Linked DNA regions of Homo sapiens: regions 2 and 3 are each linked to region 1. The links are chromatin contacts, found by Hi-C or POLR2A ChIA-PET in ENCODE. All regions are on one chromosome and are shown on one strand. Each heading gives the region's core, a stretch centred on a gene start or an enhancer-like site at or near the end of the contact. The rest is flanking DNA. Distances are from core to core; before and after follow the strand shown.

Region 1 (4,951 bases), core at 1-2,500:
ATTGAAAAGAATTTTGGATAATTCCATGTAGGTATCTCCCAGTGCTGCGCAGGTGACTTTAGCTGTCAGCTCTCAATTATCCTGCCAGTGTTATAACTAACAAGTAAGCCATTTACTTGTGCCTTTGGGTTAGATCAGTTCTGTGGCCACAACAGCTCTTCCCTAAATAAGTTTAGGTCATAGTGATGCTAAATGCTCAGAGGACACTAATACTAGGCAATCTCTTTCTAAGGTCCTTTCTAGTTCTAATAATTGAGCAGTCTACCCTTTGCACTTCTGGCTGGTCTATGTTACTTCTGGCAAAATACCTTATGTGCTAGTTTGTCCTGTTCCTTCCCTTTACACATAAGGGAACTGAGGCCCAGCGAGGAGAAATGACTCCTTCAAAGGATTAGTGACAGAGCTAGGACTGGAACTCACATGCTACTCTCAGGCCAGATCTTTCAACACAGCTTTTGCCATCCTATATTAAAAAAACAAACAAACAAAACAAAGTATCAGATTTCACCACTCTTGCTTTTGAGGTGGAAAGAAATCCGGATTCCTACAAGCTCACTATGCTAAGCTGATTCCTAAAGTGGAGAAAAAGAAGAGACAAAACCTGTGATATTTGTATTTGGTAAAAACCTAGACTTTCTCAAGGGTGAATTGGGCCTAGGTGTGCCTGGAAGTGAAGAGGGGGCTCTCAAAAGAGCAGAAACTGCACAAGCAAATTTGTCATCCACGAGAAATTCCCATGGGAGTTAAGAAAGTGGGTGGCCCTGGGATTTATGGAGTGACTCTTGACTTGTCTAGATGAGTGCTCCGTAGAAGAAGGGGAATGATGGGAAAAGACCTCAGGAGGGAATCGATCTGGACACAAGGAGGGGACCCCGGACTGGAGACTGGGGCTCACCCCTTTCTCTCAGATGCTGGTGCAGATCCCGGATGAGACGGAAAGAAACCAAGCGTTGGGGGCCACTGGAGCTATCACCGCCCTTGTGCTTCTTCCCCAGCGCGGCCTCAAGCTCGGCCCGCAGCTTTCGGGGTAGCCGCTCTGGCTCCAGCTCCCCGCCGGGGCCCAAAGCACGCACCAATCGCTCGCCCGCAAGCAAAGAGGACGCCATATCTAGCCGGCTCTCCGGTCAGGTGACCCCAACCCGGACTTCCGCCCGCCGCGCGCCGGAAGTAACGCTAAGCGCACCGGAAGTTGCTCTGAGCTCCGGGGTGGGACCAGGCGGGCCAAGAGGGCCGGGACGCCGCGCGGGGCAGTGTGGGACTGGGGCGGAACGCCGCCCGGCCGCGGGTCGGGCTCTGTGTCAGCAGCCGGGCGGGCGCTCGGGCGGGACATGGCAGCCTGTACAGCCCGGCGGGCCCTGGCCGTGGGCAGCCGCTGGTGGTCCCGGTCGCTGACTGGGGCCCGGTGGCCAAGGCCGCTCTGTGCGGCGGCCGGAGCTGGAGCCTTCTCGCCAGCGTCGACCACGACGACGCGGAGGCACCTCTCGTCCCGGTGAGGGACGGAGCCAGGGGGCGCGAGGAACTGGGCCTGGAGCCCAGAGAGCGTGTTCCTAGCCAGTGCGGAGGCCAGGGGCCCGGGCCTGCTGAGGGTGACTGGAGTTTGACCCGGGAGAGGGTCCCGAGCAGGGAGCCGACCTGCGCTGTCTGGGACATGTGCCAGGAGCAGGGAAGCCAGCGCGGCCCAGAGCCCTGGTTGTACAGGGCTGGCCCTGGGGGGGAACAGGTTACCCTCCCCAAGTGAATCCTACTTCCCCGGCTGGGGTCCCCAGCACCGATGTCAGAGGGAAGCTTTTTAATTCAGCCCTAGGGCATTGGCTTGAACCCTCAGCCTTTGGATTTGGTGAAGGTCTGCCTCAGAAAGATGCTAGAGGTGGGAAACGAGACTCTTGGGTGTGGACCCTCGTAGGCCCCAGGTTTCCAAGTGACTTTGGGGAGATCGATTTTCTATCTGTGACTTGGGGAAGGGGGTTTGAGGCCATGGGGATGGTGTGGAAACTGTTTCCACGGATGGGACAGGCGGATCAAATGGGCTGGTGGATCAGTGGGAGGAAGCATAAAGTTCACATCTTCAAAACAGTAAAAACAGCCTTTATTTGAAGGGCCCCTAGAAAGAGCAGCCCTGTTCAGAGTGGTGACTGACATTTTAGTGGCTGATATTAGACACTGAACATTGGGGAGAGATGATAGCTATTTGCAATTTAAGACCCCTGTGAGAATATGAACAAAAACGGTATTGAGAGAGCGATGTGCCGTAGGAAATCTAGAGATGTTTAAGCTTTTCAAGGGCAATGTAAGGGCTACAGGTTAGAGGGGGAGATGGACATGGAATTATAATACAGGACAAATATTTTTTGAGCACCTCTTGTACACTAGGCTCTGAGGGGGCAGTACCAGCTAATCAGACTCAGGCATTGCTCCCAGGGAATTTACAGTATTTAATAAAGATAAGACATGGACACAACTGAAATGTAAAGGGAGCAGGATATTGTTTGATGACTTGTGATATAGAAAATGTAAGAAAAGAAGAAAAAAAGATACTCCCCTTCTAAAAAAATTGAAAAAGTGAGCAAGACAGTTAAAGTGCTGTGGGAGGTCAGGAGGGTGGGTTAGGGAAGAAACAAGGGCAGGGGTACATTTGAGCAGAGTGTGAGGGCATGATATGAAGAATGCCCAGTGAAGAGAGAAGACAGTAGTATGGGAGCGGTCACATCTAACACTGGGAGACTGTGGAGGTTTTCACCAAGGAGGAGGAAAGCCTTTCCTGCTCCAGCTGGTCCCACTACCCCAAACCCTTCTCTGCTGTCATCGCCCTGGCCCCTCAGTATCCTAGGAGCTTTTTCTTATGGATAACTACCATTACCTTCTCAGCTTTTCTGTTGCTTGTTCTTTTCCTTCCTACTCAGAAACCGACCAGAGGGCAAAGTGTTGGAGACAGTTGGTGTGTTTGAGGTGCCAAAACAGAATGGAAAATATGAGACCGGGCAGGTGAGTATTGGGCTGGGTCATCTTTCATTTTCATAGAGTGCTCTGCTTCTGAAAAAAGTCAGATTAGGTCACAGGCCTGCATGGTATGGTGTTCCATTCATTCCACCTTGATGTTTGGTGCCATTCCAGAATCAAATTTGTATTCATTTTTTATTTTATTTATTTATTTTATTTATTTATTTTTTGTGAGACGGAGTTTCAGTCTTGTTGCCCAGGCTGGAGTGCAATGGCATGGTCTCGGCTCACTGCAAGCTCCACCTCCTGGGTTTAAGCAGTTCTCCTACCTCAGCCTCCCTAGTAGCTGGGATTACAAGCATGCGCCACCACACTTGGCTAATTTTGTACTTTTAGTGGAGATGCGGTTTCTCCATGTTGGTCAGGCTGGTCTCGAGCTCCCGACCTCAGGTGATCCACCTGCCTTGGCCTCCCAAAGTCCTGGGATTACTGGCGTGAGCCACCGCACCCAGCCCAGAATCAAATTTTTATAGATAGGGTTTCTGTTCTCCTGGATTTGAATGCACTTAATGTGTCAGTGGGTTCTCTTTCCAAGTTAATGTGGACAGGGATGGTGTGGACTATAGTGAGGTTTAGCCAAGTTGCTGAAGATTTCTCTAACATAGTGGATGGTGGGAAGCCGTGGAGGGAGCTTTCAGAAAAGTATACCTTTGATGCTTTGCCGTAATAAAATTGACTTCAGTGTGGTAAACTCTGGATGTGTGGTTCTTTTTCTATATCAGCTTTGTTCTGGGTCCACTGGGATAGATTTAGGCCCTTCTAGGATATTGTAGGTAAGGAAGACTTTTTGTTTGTTCAACATTTTATTTTTCTGTGTGCCTACAATGGACTAGGCATTGTGCATTAGGGTTAAATCAGAAAGCAAAGTAGACATGATTCCTGCTATTGTGGAGTTTCTAGTCTAGAAAAGAACGATTTGCAAATGGCCAATAGCTGTACATTGTGCTAAGTGGAAGGGAGGTCAGGGAAGGCTTCCTGGAGGCCTAAGCTTTTACCTAAAGGATGAGTAGAGTCAGCCAGGTAAAGAAGAAATAAGAGTGTTCCAGCATTGGTCTGGTTGATCACAGACTTCAAGGGAAGAGGTAGCAAGACCTTGTGCTGGAGTTGCCTCCACCTGTGTTGCTTTGTGGTCTGGGGCCCACCTGGATGGATTTGCTGGACTGCAGACTCACTGAGGCCCCTCTTTCCTTCCAGCTTTTCCTTCATAGCATTTTTGGCTACCGAGGTGTCGTCCTGTTTCCCTGGCAGGCCAGACTGTATGACCGGGATGTGGCTTCTGCAGCTCCAGAAAAGTAAGTTTCCCTGTGGTTGTGCCTCACAGTATCCTCAGGAGGAGATGGCAGACATATGTAATTGGGGTACTAGGGGTGAAGACAGCGTCCTCCTAGGCCTTGGAAACATCCCCAGAGTACTTCTCTGGGACTAAGACCCATGGAGACAAAAGTGCTGAGTGCCAGGGATAGTCTAAGTCAGAGAGTCCCTTTAGGCCTCCTCAGAATGCTTTCCTAAGCCATTCCTAATTTTCATTATGAGTATCCCAGAGGGCATTTGGGGGACAAGTCTTCTTGATTTCTTGATGTTCAGCTGGAGTCTTTCCCTCAATCTCACATCATCCCTAGAATACATTAAAACAGAAAAGGTTCAGCCCCATTAAGTGATCACAGACAGTCCCTGGGATATAAGAAGACAAGAGTACTCTGGGCCCTGGGGACTGAGGTGGCAATTTGATTTTCTCAACATGGCCCCCTTCTTTTAAGAGGTATCCACACGGTCAGATGATGGCTCCATACCATGGTCTTCCATGCTCTATTATTTGCCCCAACTGAGGAGCAGCTGAGCTGAGGTGCTGCAGAGCAGGTGTCCAGCTGGTGCTAAAGCCCCTTTAGATCAGAGACCAGCCTGTTTAGGTGAGGAGGAGTAGGGAGCTGAGTCAGCCACAGCTTCCATTTCTCCT
Region 2 (4,951 bases), core at 766-3,265, 300 kb before region 1:
AGTTCCAGGTGGCAGTGAGCTATGATGGGGCCACTGCACTCCAACCTGGGCAACAGAGCAAGACCCTGTCTCCACAAAAAAAAAAAAAAAAATGGAGTGGGCAGAAGAGAAGCCAGATTGGTATAAAATGAAGAGTGAATGAAAGTTGAGAAAGCTGAGTTGGTACAGGTAGAAATCTATGAATGGAAATTTAAAAAATTGGCATGGTAATTGGAGAGGGATGTGAAGGATACCAGAACATAATTTGTATGCTGATGGGAACAGTTTCAGGGAGAGACAGGATTTGGTGACTGATTTTATTGGGAAATAGTGGACAGGAAGGAAGACAAGGATTACAGGCAGGACTGATGGTAGTGCCATTTATTAAGGTCAAGAATATAGAATCAGGGCAAACGTATTTGCCTACAAAGATCATGTTTCCACCACACTAGGTAGGCTTTCAGAGGAAGAACTGTAAAATTTGACTAAGCCTCTCCAGACGGTACCACTTTCTGATGTAATTAATCTCCTGATGAAGTTAAAACCTCCTAGAGTTGCAAGGCTATGCTAATCCAATCTAGCAGCCACACAAGCCAAGTGAATAAAAATGTACTTGTACTGGTGAAAGGGACATTACTCGTAAAAAAGGGCTCTAAATTCACAGCTGATGGAAGAGCAGTTATGTTTCTGTAATCAAAACACTGAAGACTTACAAACTGGTAACTTCCAGATAAACAGTGGAACCAGACATTTTTCCGAAGAAATTAATCAAATTCAATATTGTTTACACTCCCTAATGCTCATTAATGATGTAGCTTCATACACCCTTGTTACTTTTGATATTACAGTGAATTTCCACGGAAGTATTTTCAGAGATCTTAGCCCTCTGAAATAAGTATCAGTTCTTGCAACAACCCAGGAAAATTAACTTCTCCAGCTGGTTCAAAGGAGTGCCTGAGGAGAAAGGTAGAAACTAGAAGATGGAGTTTTGACTTAATAACTAATTTTGATGTTCATGATAGGCCTCTGGCAAACGTTTGAGGAAATGAATCTATAGAGAATGGACGGGCTTTAGGACTTCTACAAGACCTTCGATCTTTAGAAAGGGATGAAGGATGCAACCATCTACAAAAAGTTCTATTTGTATTATTCAGCAATATGTAAAGAGCTGGAATTTGGCATCGCCCTCTAGCCTGATGGCCGAGCTGCTGAAAGCTCCACAGGATTCATATCCCCAGAACAAACAACTCGATCACCTGATCCTGGCTCAGAAGCCCCAGGTCCCTTCCATCCCCAATCCTTTTGCGTGGCCCAGTTTTAAAAACCTGCGGAGAGAAGGACGGGATGCCAGGAAGCCTGTTGATTCAACGTGCCACCCGATTCACGGGTTCCGGGTGTCACTGGGCTGGGAAAAGCTTTCGGACTCTGAGCAACTACAGCGCTTTCCTCCCCCTTCCCCCCATAGAGCAGGGAAGGCCAGGCTCCCCCTTCTTCCCGCATACGGCTCCCCACTGCCTCTTCCCTTACGTGACCAGGCCCTAGGAGCCCGGTTCCCCACCTGACTCCTGCGAGAAACACGCTCTCCAGTCGGAACTTTACCTGTCTGAAGCCCGCCGCTCCTCCAGTGCGCTAAGCCCCCACCGAGGAAAATGGAGTCGTCGAACCGAGACTGGGAAAAGATAGTACGGACCCACCGCACGGCCCCTCCGCCGCCACCGCCGCCGCTGCTGCGTCAACGTGCTACGTCATTTCCGGCTCCCTGTCACCGGGAGTGGGCGGGCCATTTCTTGTTCTCTCTCCCGCTCTCGGAAGCTTTCGTCTCGTGGGTGCGAAAGGTAACCGAAGCGGCTCAGGAAGGCAGCTGTCACTGAGCCCCTGGAACAGAGCGAGAGTATCGTAAGTAACCAGGCTCAGCCGGTTTCTCAGGCCGCTCTAGTCAAATAAACCATAAAGATCAGACTCGGGCTTCTTCACTTCCTTCTCTCCGTGGTTTCGCCATTAGCTTCCGGTTCCGGGGAGGGGCCGAGTTTTCTTCGAAGATTTGGGGCTCCGCGATACAGTTAGGATGGCTGTAGTACCTCTGCTGTTGTTGGGGGGTTTGTGGAGCGCTGTGGGAGCGTCCAGCCTGGGTGTCGTTACTTGCGGCTCCGTGGTGAAGCTACTCAATACGCGCCACAACGTCCGACTGCACTCACACGACGTGCGCTATGGGTCAGGTAATGCTGGGGACCGGGCTCGGGTGGGCTAGGGAGGACTCGGAGGCTCTGGAGGGGCGGGGCCTATAGAATATCTGACAGTGTGGTCTGGGAAAGTTAGGGGTTCCCTGGGAAGGTTCCTCAGGTCTAGAGAGTCGGAGAACTGAATTGTTCTAAGGCATCTTAATCGCAACACCACCTAATATTTGGTGAGCTACAGGCCAGGCACGTTACCTATGTCCTTTTTCCGATTATTAACATTGTTGTAAGGTGGACAGTATTGTTATCCTCATTTCACAGATGAGGAAACAGACGCAGAGAAATTAAATCGTTTATTCAAAGCCTTGCAGTTAGCAAATGACAAAGTCGGGGTTCTATCCAAATCTATCCAGGTTCAAAGCCTGCTTTAGAGACAAGAAAATTACAGTAAGTGCTGTGTCTGAAATTTTAAAGTTACAGTAAGTACTGTCTGTGAAACTTTAAACTCCAAGAGCTCACTCGTTGACTACAACCCTTTGTCTTCCAGCTCTTCTGCATCTTACACTTGCTCCTCAGTTTCCATCTTTGGCCCCCTTCTACCCAAACCTTAACCTCCTTCTTGTAAGAAACTTGGAGCAGTGACAGGAATTGCAGAGAAAACTGCTTTTTTTTTTTTTTTTTTTTAGCGTTTGAAATTAAAATGTTTAGTAATAAATTATTTGTGGATTCATTCAGCATAGGTCTTAATGAGTTCCTACTACATGGCTAGAATTGTACTACATACAGGAGATTCGGTGGTGATAATCAGTCAAGAAAATTACAATATAATAAAAACAGACTAAAAAAAGAAAGTCTTATCTGCCTGAAAAAAAAAGATAAAGTTAAAAAAAAAGAATGAAGGTCAGCTAGTGAGATGTGAGAGGCATCTAAGATAGCTGGTAGATTTTTGTCTTGAATGACTGATGATGCTGTTTGCTGAGGGAGGAAAGAGTTCTGTCAGGTGGGCTAGTCTGGTTCATGATTCCCAAAACCCATCTGATCAGTCAGACTAGGCAAGGACATGAGTTATCATCACTGCGATGTCTTAATAATTCTAGCACCCATTCAGTGAACACCTACCATGTTGTCAGGCTTATTTTTTACTTTGTTTTGGTTTCCTACTTTGGATCTACTGAATTAGAGTGGAGGTGGACAGAGGCTTGGCAGTAGCAATCTGTAGGTTTAAAAAGCTCTTCAGGTGGTTCTGATGGACAGCCAGATTTGGGAACCAGGTTCAGTCCGGAGCTCAGAAAAGGGATCTGTGCTGAGCCTGAGATACAACATTAAATATAACATCTTGTACAGACTGTGGTTGAAGATGTCAGGGTTGTAGATGAAATTGCCCAGAATGAACTGTGATTCTCTATCTGGGATTAATTTGAATAACTGGAGAAACTTGTTAAAAATACAAATGCTTTTGTCCTGACCCTCAACAATTGTTTAAGAACTACAGGTAGCCCTCTCCGTCTCCCTCTCTTGTCTCTTCTCTCTTTCCACGGTCTCCCTCTGTTGCCGAGGCTGGACTGTACTGCCGTGATCTCGGCTCGCTGCAACCTCCCTGCCTGGGGCTCCCGTGATTCTCCTGCCACGGCCTGCCGAGTGCCTGGGATTGCAGGCACACGCCGCCATGCCTGACTGGTTTTCGTATTTTTGGTGGAGACGGGGTTTCGCCGTGTTGGCTGGGCTGGTCTCCAGCTCCTGACCTCGAGTGATCTGCCTGCCTCAGCCTCCCGAGGTGCTGGGATTGCAGATGGAGTCTTGCTCACTCAGTGCTCAGTGTTGCCCAGGCTGGAGTGCAGTGGTGTGATCTTGGCTCACTACAACTTCCACCTCCCAGCCGCCTGCCTTGGCCTCCCAAAGTGCTAAGAGTACAGCCTCTGCCCGGCCGCCACCCCGTCTAGGAAGTGAGGAGCGTCTCTGCCTGGCCGCCCATCGTCTGGGATGTGAGGAGCGCCTCTGCCTGGCCGCCCCGTCTGGGATATGAGGAGGGCCTCTGCCCGGCCGCCACCCCGTCTGGGAAGTGAGGAGCACCTCTGCCCGGCCATCACCCTGTCTGGGATGTGAGGAGCGTCTCTGCCTGGCCGCCCTGTCTAGGAAGTGAGGAGCGCCTCTGCCTGGCCGCCCCGTCTGGGAAGTGAGGAGCGCCTCTGCCCGGCCGCGCCATCTGGGATGTGAGGAGTGCCTTTGCCCGGCTGCCACCCCATCTGGGAAGTGGGCTGCCCATTATCTGGGAGGTGAGGAGCACCTCTGCCCGGCCACCCCATCTGGGAAGTGGGGAGCACCTGGCCGCCCTGTCTGGGATGTGAGGAGCGCCTCTGCCCGGCCGCCACCCCATCTGGGAAGTGGGGAGCGCCTCTGCCCGGCTGCCCCGTCTGGGAAGTGGGGAGCGCCTCTGCCCGGCCGCCCTGTCTGGGAAGTGGGGAGCGCCTCTGCCCGGCTGCCCCGTCTGGGAAGTGGGGAGCGCCTCTGCCCAGCCGCCCCGTCTGGGAAGTGGGGAGCGCCTCTGCCTGGCCGCCACCCCGTCTGGGATGTGAGGAGCGCCTCTGCCCGGCCGCCACCCTGTCTGGGAAGTGAGGAGCGCCTCTGCCCGGCCGCCCATTGTCTGGGATGTGAGGAGCGCCTCTGCCCGGCCGCCCTTCGTCTGGGAGTTGAGGAGCACCTCTGCCTGGCTGTCCCATCTAGGAAGTGAGGAGCGCCTCTGCACGGCCGCCCCGTCTGGGAGGGGAGGAGCGCCTCTGTCCGGCCTCCCATCGTCTGGG
Region 3 (4,951 bases), core at 851-3,350, 260 kb before region 1:
CTAGGGATAAAAGAAGAGGGAGATGTTTGGGGTCCTGAGTTTCTTCTGATGGATTCAGGGCTCACACTCCTTGCCTGCCTTTCTTAGCACCCTGTGGATGACATTGACAAGATGAAAGAGCGAGCTGCCATGAACAACTCCTTCATCTACATAAAGATTCCACAGGTTCCACTGTGTGTCAGCTACAAGGTCTGCACCTCTCAAGCACTTTGTAGAACAGGGTGGGAAGGGAACCAGATAAGATCAGAGATTCTATACAGGGAGACAGCTAGGTTGTTTGTGATGCTGAGCTGTGGGTGATAAATCTGCTGTTCCCTCTGCTCCCCTCAAGAGTCAGCATCATTACGAGGCTGAGGTAAGGGGAAATCAGTATCTGTAGGTTACTATTGTAGGACTTGGCACTCAAGTGGCTGGCTGGGACTCAAAATGGCAGCTGATGTATTCCCCACCCCTCTTTTTTTCTTTCCCCTCCCCCTCCTCTTACAGGGTGAGAAGAACAGTGTGGACTGGGGTGACCTTAACCTGGTGCTGCCCTGTCTGGAGTACCACAACAACACATGGACATGGCTAGACTTTGCCATGGCTGTCAAAAGGGACAGCCGCAAAGCCCTGGTTGCCCAGGTATCCCGCCAGGGCTCATGGCTGTTTGGCTAATGGGGCTGGCAGGCAGATCCTCTTTTCAGGAGCCTTTCATTTTAGAATCCATGAATAAATATCCTTGGGAAGGGGCAGGTGCATGAAGTGAGTGGCTTCTATGCCTACCCTCTCCATGACCTCACTCAGATTATTAAATTCAGTGTTTACTGAGTGTTTCGTATAGCACCATTGATTTTAGGGAACTGAGAGCTAACACAACCTAAAGTTTAGAAGGGGTTATAATTAGACTGTAAGCTTCTTGAAAGCAGAGACCATTGTATGTGAATTGCCCCATTGTGCCTTGGATGTGTTTAATAAATCTTTATTGTCTTGGTTCATTTTGATTTATTCTGCCTGCCCACTAATATTTACATTTTCTTTTACTCCTCTCCAATCTGCCAGGTAATCAAAGAGAAGCTAAGGCTGAAGTCTGCAACAGGCTCTGAGGTCCGGGGAAAGCTAGAAACTAAATCGGACCTGAACATGCAACAGCAGGAAGAGGAGGAGAAAGCCCGGCTCCTCATTGGTTTAAGTGTGGGCGACAAGAACCCTGGCAAGAAGTCCATCTTTGGCAGGCGCAAATGATTTGGCGATTCGAGTGGCTGCAGTACAGGATCTGACTCTGGCTCAGGCTCCAGGGACTTGTGGGGTGGGAGGGGCTTCCCGTTATCCACGAGGATTTGTGGGTGTCAGAGCCCATAGGCATCACTCTTCAGCACCTGGTCTGTTCGCTGCAGGGCATGGTGGACAGTAATGCTGAGTTCTGTCTCACACTGATCAGGCTCAGGGCCAGAGAGGCAACAAGAGAGCAAGACCCAGGGAATGGGCCCAGGGCAGGACCCTATTCCCTTGGGGTCAAGTGAAAGGGTAGGGGGATAGTCCTGATCAAGTGTGATAAATTTTTATAGACATATATAAATATATATATATTATATATATATTTCTAAGTGTAACTGTCCTTCCTCTGTGCCAGGAAACGGGAGGGGGCTGATCCTCTGATCCTCACTCCACTGTCATGTTTGAAAGAGGTATTGGTGTTCTGGAGTGGGGGTCAACCCCTCCCCAGTCTCTGTGCTAAGTTCACTTGGGAGGATGGCAGTAGGAGCCAGGGCTGGCCATGGGTCCCCTACCCTTCCCCGTAGGATATACCCTGGAGAATGGCAAAATGATTTAAAGAGAAAAAAAAAGATATTTTAAATTTGATGCTCATTTTTGTGTGTGTGTGTTGAGTGCATGCATTCAATCTGTGTATTCCTCCCTCATCAACCCAGAACATCCTGCAGCTGCCACTCTGAGGGTGGCCCCTTCCTTCCTCTGCCCTGAAGCTGTATCACAGAAATTTCTAGTCCTAGTGTGACTCTGGCCCCATGCTGATGGGTTTCTGCAGACTGGAAGAGGCGGGGCTCGTGTCACGCAGCATCAGGGAGAGGAATTGCTTATATAACTGGGACAGCAGATTTAGCAGAGAGAGGAGGCAGAGGCTGGGAATGGGAGCAGTAAGCTGTCGGCAGGGGCAGCACACCCAGCAGGGGGAACACACCCGGGTGGCTGTCCCTCACAAGGTAGGCTGTGGGGCTCTGGCAGCCTACTGAGGGGAGGAGAGGGAGACATGGGCTTGAGTCCTGGGAAGTTCCTGGTTAGGAGCATGGAAGTGATTACCCAATGTGGGGGTGGGGCAGGGAGGCTGTACTATGAAAGCATCACAGCCCAATACTGAGGTGCAGGCTGTACTCTTAATGCGTCATGGTGAAAATGTCCAACAATTATTTTCCTAGAGGATTTGAATTGTGCCCAGGAAATCTGGGGCTTAGCACAAAGCAAGGGTAATGGGAATTTTGCCTCATGCTCAAAAATGTACCTCTAGGGGTTGAGACTTAAGGGGAGGGAGTGCCTAGTAAGATGGGTGGAACCTGCTATGCCTCAGGAGCAGAAAGTTTAGAGTGGCTCCCTTGGTTCTCAGCAGGGTGGCAACATCCGGGGTCCCTGGGCCCGAGGCTGGAAGAGCCTCTGGACAGGTTTGGGAACCATCAGGTCAGATCTGGAAGAACTCTGGGAACTACGGGGGCACCACTATCTGCACCAGGAATCCCTAAAGCCAGCCCCAGTACTGGTAGAGAAGCCTCTGCCAGAGTGGCCAGTGCCTCAGTTCATCAACCTCTTTCTACCAGAGTTTCCCATTAGGCCCATTAGGGGGCAGCAGCAGCTGAAGGTAAGTCAGTGGAATCCCTGAGTGGGGTCTCAGTCTTTGGGAGAAGTTAAAAATGACCAGTCTCAACTGGCCTGTTCTCCATTCCTCTGTACAGATTTTAGGCCTCGTGGCTAAAGGCTCCTTTGGAACTGTCCTCAAGGTGCTAGATTGCACCCAGAAAGCTGTATTTGCAGTGAAGGTAGGGGCGTAGATACCACATTAGTCTCTGTTTCCAATCTTGATTCCAGAGAGGTTGGGAGGAATAAACAATTCAATAGCACTATCTATGAGTCATCACTACTCTCCTTTTATAGGTGGTGCCCAAGGTAAAGGTCCTACAGAGGGATACCGTGAGGCAGTGCAAAGAGGAGGTTAGCATCCAGGTATGCACAGAGTCCTGGAAAGGATTGTGGGAAGAGCTAGGCCACAGGTAGGGAAAGTACCTTTCTTGCCCACCTTCTTTTCCTGGTTCTGCCTCATCCATCTGCTTCAGCCTAGTTTAACACTAAAGTAGATCCTGGGAAAAGTATCAGCTCTCAACACAGTTTTCCCATGTCCTACTAGGGAAATCTCTGAAGCATGTCCCAGTGTATTCCTTAGTATTTGCTGGTTCTAGGATTACCAGATAGTCAGTTCCAAATATTGAGTTCCTCTGAACTGAGAGGTGAGGCAGCAGTTCCCCCTCTGCACATCTGGGTAAAACCTGATTTCTCAGCTGCCTTTATTCTCAATGACCCTGTTCCTCCCTAACTTCCTGTTTTCTTTGTTCCTAGCGACAGATCAACCATCCCTTTGTACACAGCTTGGGGGACAGCTGGCAGGGAAAACGGCACCTTTTCATTAGTGAGTGACTGGACTCTCTCCTCATCCCCCAGGGTCTTTGTACCATGTTCCCCACCTGAGATTACCTCTTTGGCTTGTTCTGCCTTTGCTCTGTCCCCCTTCTCATGGCACCTCTCTGTCCCAAAGGGAGGGGAACAGCAGGTGGTATCAGTTTGGGCAGGAGGCCTACAATGCCTTGAGCCCAGGCATTGCAGCTCCCAAACATTGCCTAGACTTCTGGCAATGTATGTAGCTCCACACTGGCTTTGCAGTGTGTAGCTACTGCAGCACAGATCTGTACTCCCTTTGGTCGGCTGTTGGCTGCTTTCCTGAGGCTTCCATCCGTCTCTTTGCTGCCGAGTTGGTGCTGGTACTGTGTAAGTGAAACAGTGGTAAAGGAAATGGGGAGGGAAGATTTAAGTTCGGAAGAAGGAGAGTAAAAAATTAATATTAATAATGGAAGTTAAAGAATAGGATAGGGATGGGATGAGGGCTACTAGGGAAACTGGAAAGGACAGAAAAGCTGCAGCATACCCCATACTTGTTATCCACAGGTTATCTCCATGACTTGGGCATCATGCATCGAGATGTGAAGGTAGAGTTAAGTGCTTTTTTCCCTTTGTCTGAGAAAGAGTCTCAATAAGAAGTGCCAACAAGTCCAAGAAGTTAGGGAGCTGAGAACTGTAGACATTGGGGCCCCCATGGGTGCCAAGGATTTGGGGAAGGGCTCTCTGAGTATAGATTTGAGTGCTGAGTAGGGCATCACCTTCAGCTGGGGTGTATACATGATGAAAGAGAGTTGAAAGGAAGAGGAAGAATTACTTCTCACCTGTGATCTTTCAGATGGAGAATATTCTTCTAGATGAACGAGGTAAGTCTTTTTCCTTCCTTAGCCCCAGGATGAGAGGTACTTTGGTTTGGGAATAAATCATGGCTGATGATGGGTGGAACAGTGGTGCAGTTGCCTTACCTTCTTTCATAGGCCATCTGAAACTGACAGACTTTGGTCTGTCCCGCCACGTGCCCCAGGGAGCTCAAGCCTACACTATCTGTGGCACTCTTCAGTACATGGGTGAGAGAGGTTAAAGCTGATGGGTAAGCATTGGGCAGGAGGATAGCTAAAGGATGTCTGTGATGAGTATCTTTGAAATCTGTAGCCCCAGAGGTCCTAAGTGGAGGACCTTACAACCATGCTGCTGATTGGTGGTCCCTGGGTGTCTTGCTTTTCTCTCTGGCGACTGGAAAGGTGAGAGAATAGTAGTAGTTTTGGGCAGAGAAGAGCTTTGCCTTGTGGTGGGAAGAAGG

Evidence for each region. A loop is a pair of places that touch in the nucleus more often than their neighbours do. ChIA-PET counts read pairs that join two places held with the same protein, here RNA polymerase II (POLR2A). Pooled maps may share reads with other maps.
Region 2: a pooled map shows a loop between it and region 1 (9-fold over the local background). The contact joins the promoter of SDF2 here to the promoter of POLDIP2 in region 1. A Hi-C loop is called at or near these places in 1 of 37 single-sample maps with no recorded cell type and 13 of 50 pooled maps. POLR2A ChIA-PET finds 5 or more read pairs at or near these places in 3 of 52 experiments (HEK293, activated naive CD4-positive, alpha-beta T cell and naive thymus-derived CD8-positive, alpha-beta T cell).
Region 3: a loop to region 1 is called in a pooled map, with 5 times the contacts of the local background. The contact joins the promoter of RSKR here to the promoter of POLDIP2 in region 1. A Hi-C loop is called at or near these places in 2 of 50 pooled maps. POLR2A ChIA-PET finds 5 or more read pairs at or near these places in 4 of 52 experiments (HEK293T, HepG2, activated B cell and 1 more).

The regions. Positions count from the first base shown.
Region 1 is chr17:28,353,826-28,358,776 of GRCh38, reverse strand. POLDIP2 (DNA polymerase delta interacting protein 2) reads left to right here and starts at 1,250. Exons shown (of 11, transcript NM_015584.5): 1 at 1,250-1,489; 2 at 2,901-2,982; 3 at 4,192-4,289. The coding sequence starts at 1,329. VMA12 (vacuolar ATPase assembly factor VMA12) reads right to left here and starts at 1,130. Exons shown (of 6, transcript NM_152464.3): 1 at 896-1,130. The coding sequence starts at 1,106. RefSeq lists enhancers at 873-972, 1,085-1,850 and a silencer at 1,163-1,552.
Region 2 is chr17:28,658,970-28,663,920 of GRCh38, reverse strand. SDF2 (stromal cell derived factor 2) reads left to right here and starts at 2,015. Exons shown (of 3, transcript NM_006923.4): 1 at 2,015-2,195. The coding sequence starts at 2,045. It overlaps SUPT6H (SPT6 homolog, histone chaperone and transcription elongation factor), which reads right to left and starts at 1,716. Exons shown (of 37, transcript NM_003170.5): 1 at 1,579-1,716. RefSeq lists enhancers at 926-1,600, 1,698-1,767, 1,129-2,328.
Region 3 is chr17:28,611,334-28,616,284 of GRCh38, reverse strand. RSKR (ribosomal protein S6 kinase related) reads left to right here and starts at 2,100. Exons shown (of 12, transcript NM_001174103.2): 1 at 2,100-2,198; 2 at 2,597-2,845; 3 at 2,940-3,023; 4 at 3,139-3,207; 5 at 3,598-3,667; 6 at 3,919-4,023; 7 at 4,201-4,241; 8 at 4,490-4,517; 9 at 4,629-4,718; 10 at 4,804-4,892. The coding sequence starts at 2,124. BLTP2 (bridge-like lipid transfer protein family member 2) reads left to right here. Exons shown (of 39, transcript NM_014680.5): 37 at 88-189; 38 at 487-621; 39 at 1,039-1,839. The coding sequence ends at 1,221. The region is part of intron 2 of SPAG5-AS1 (SPAG5 antisense RNA 1); the gene reads right to left. RefSeq lists an enhancer at 3,736-4,935.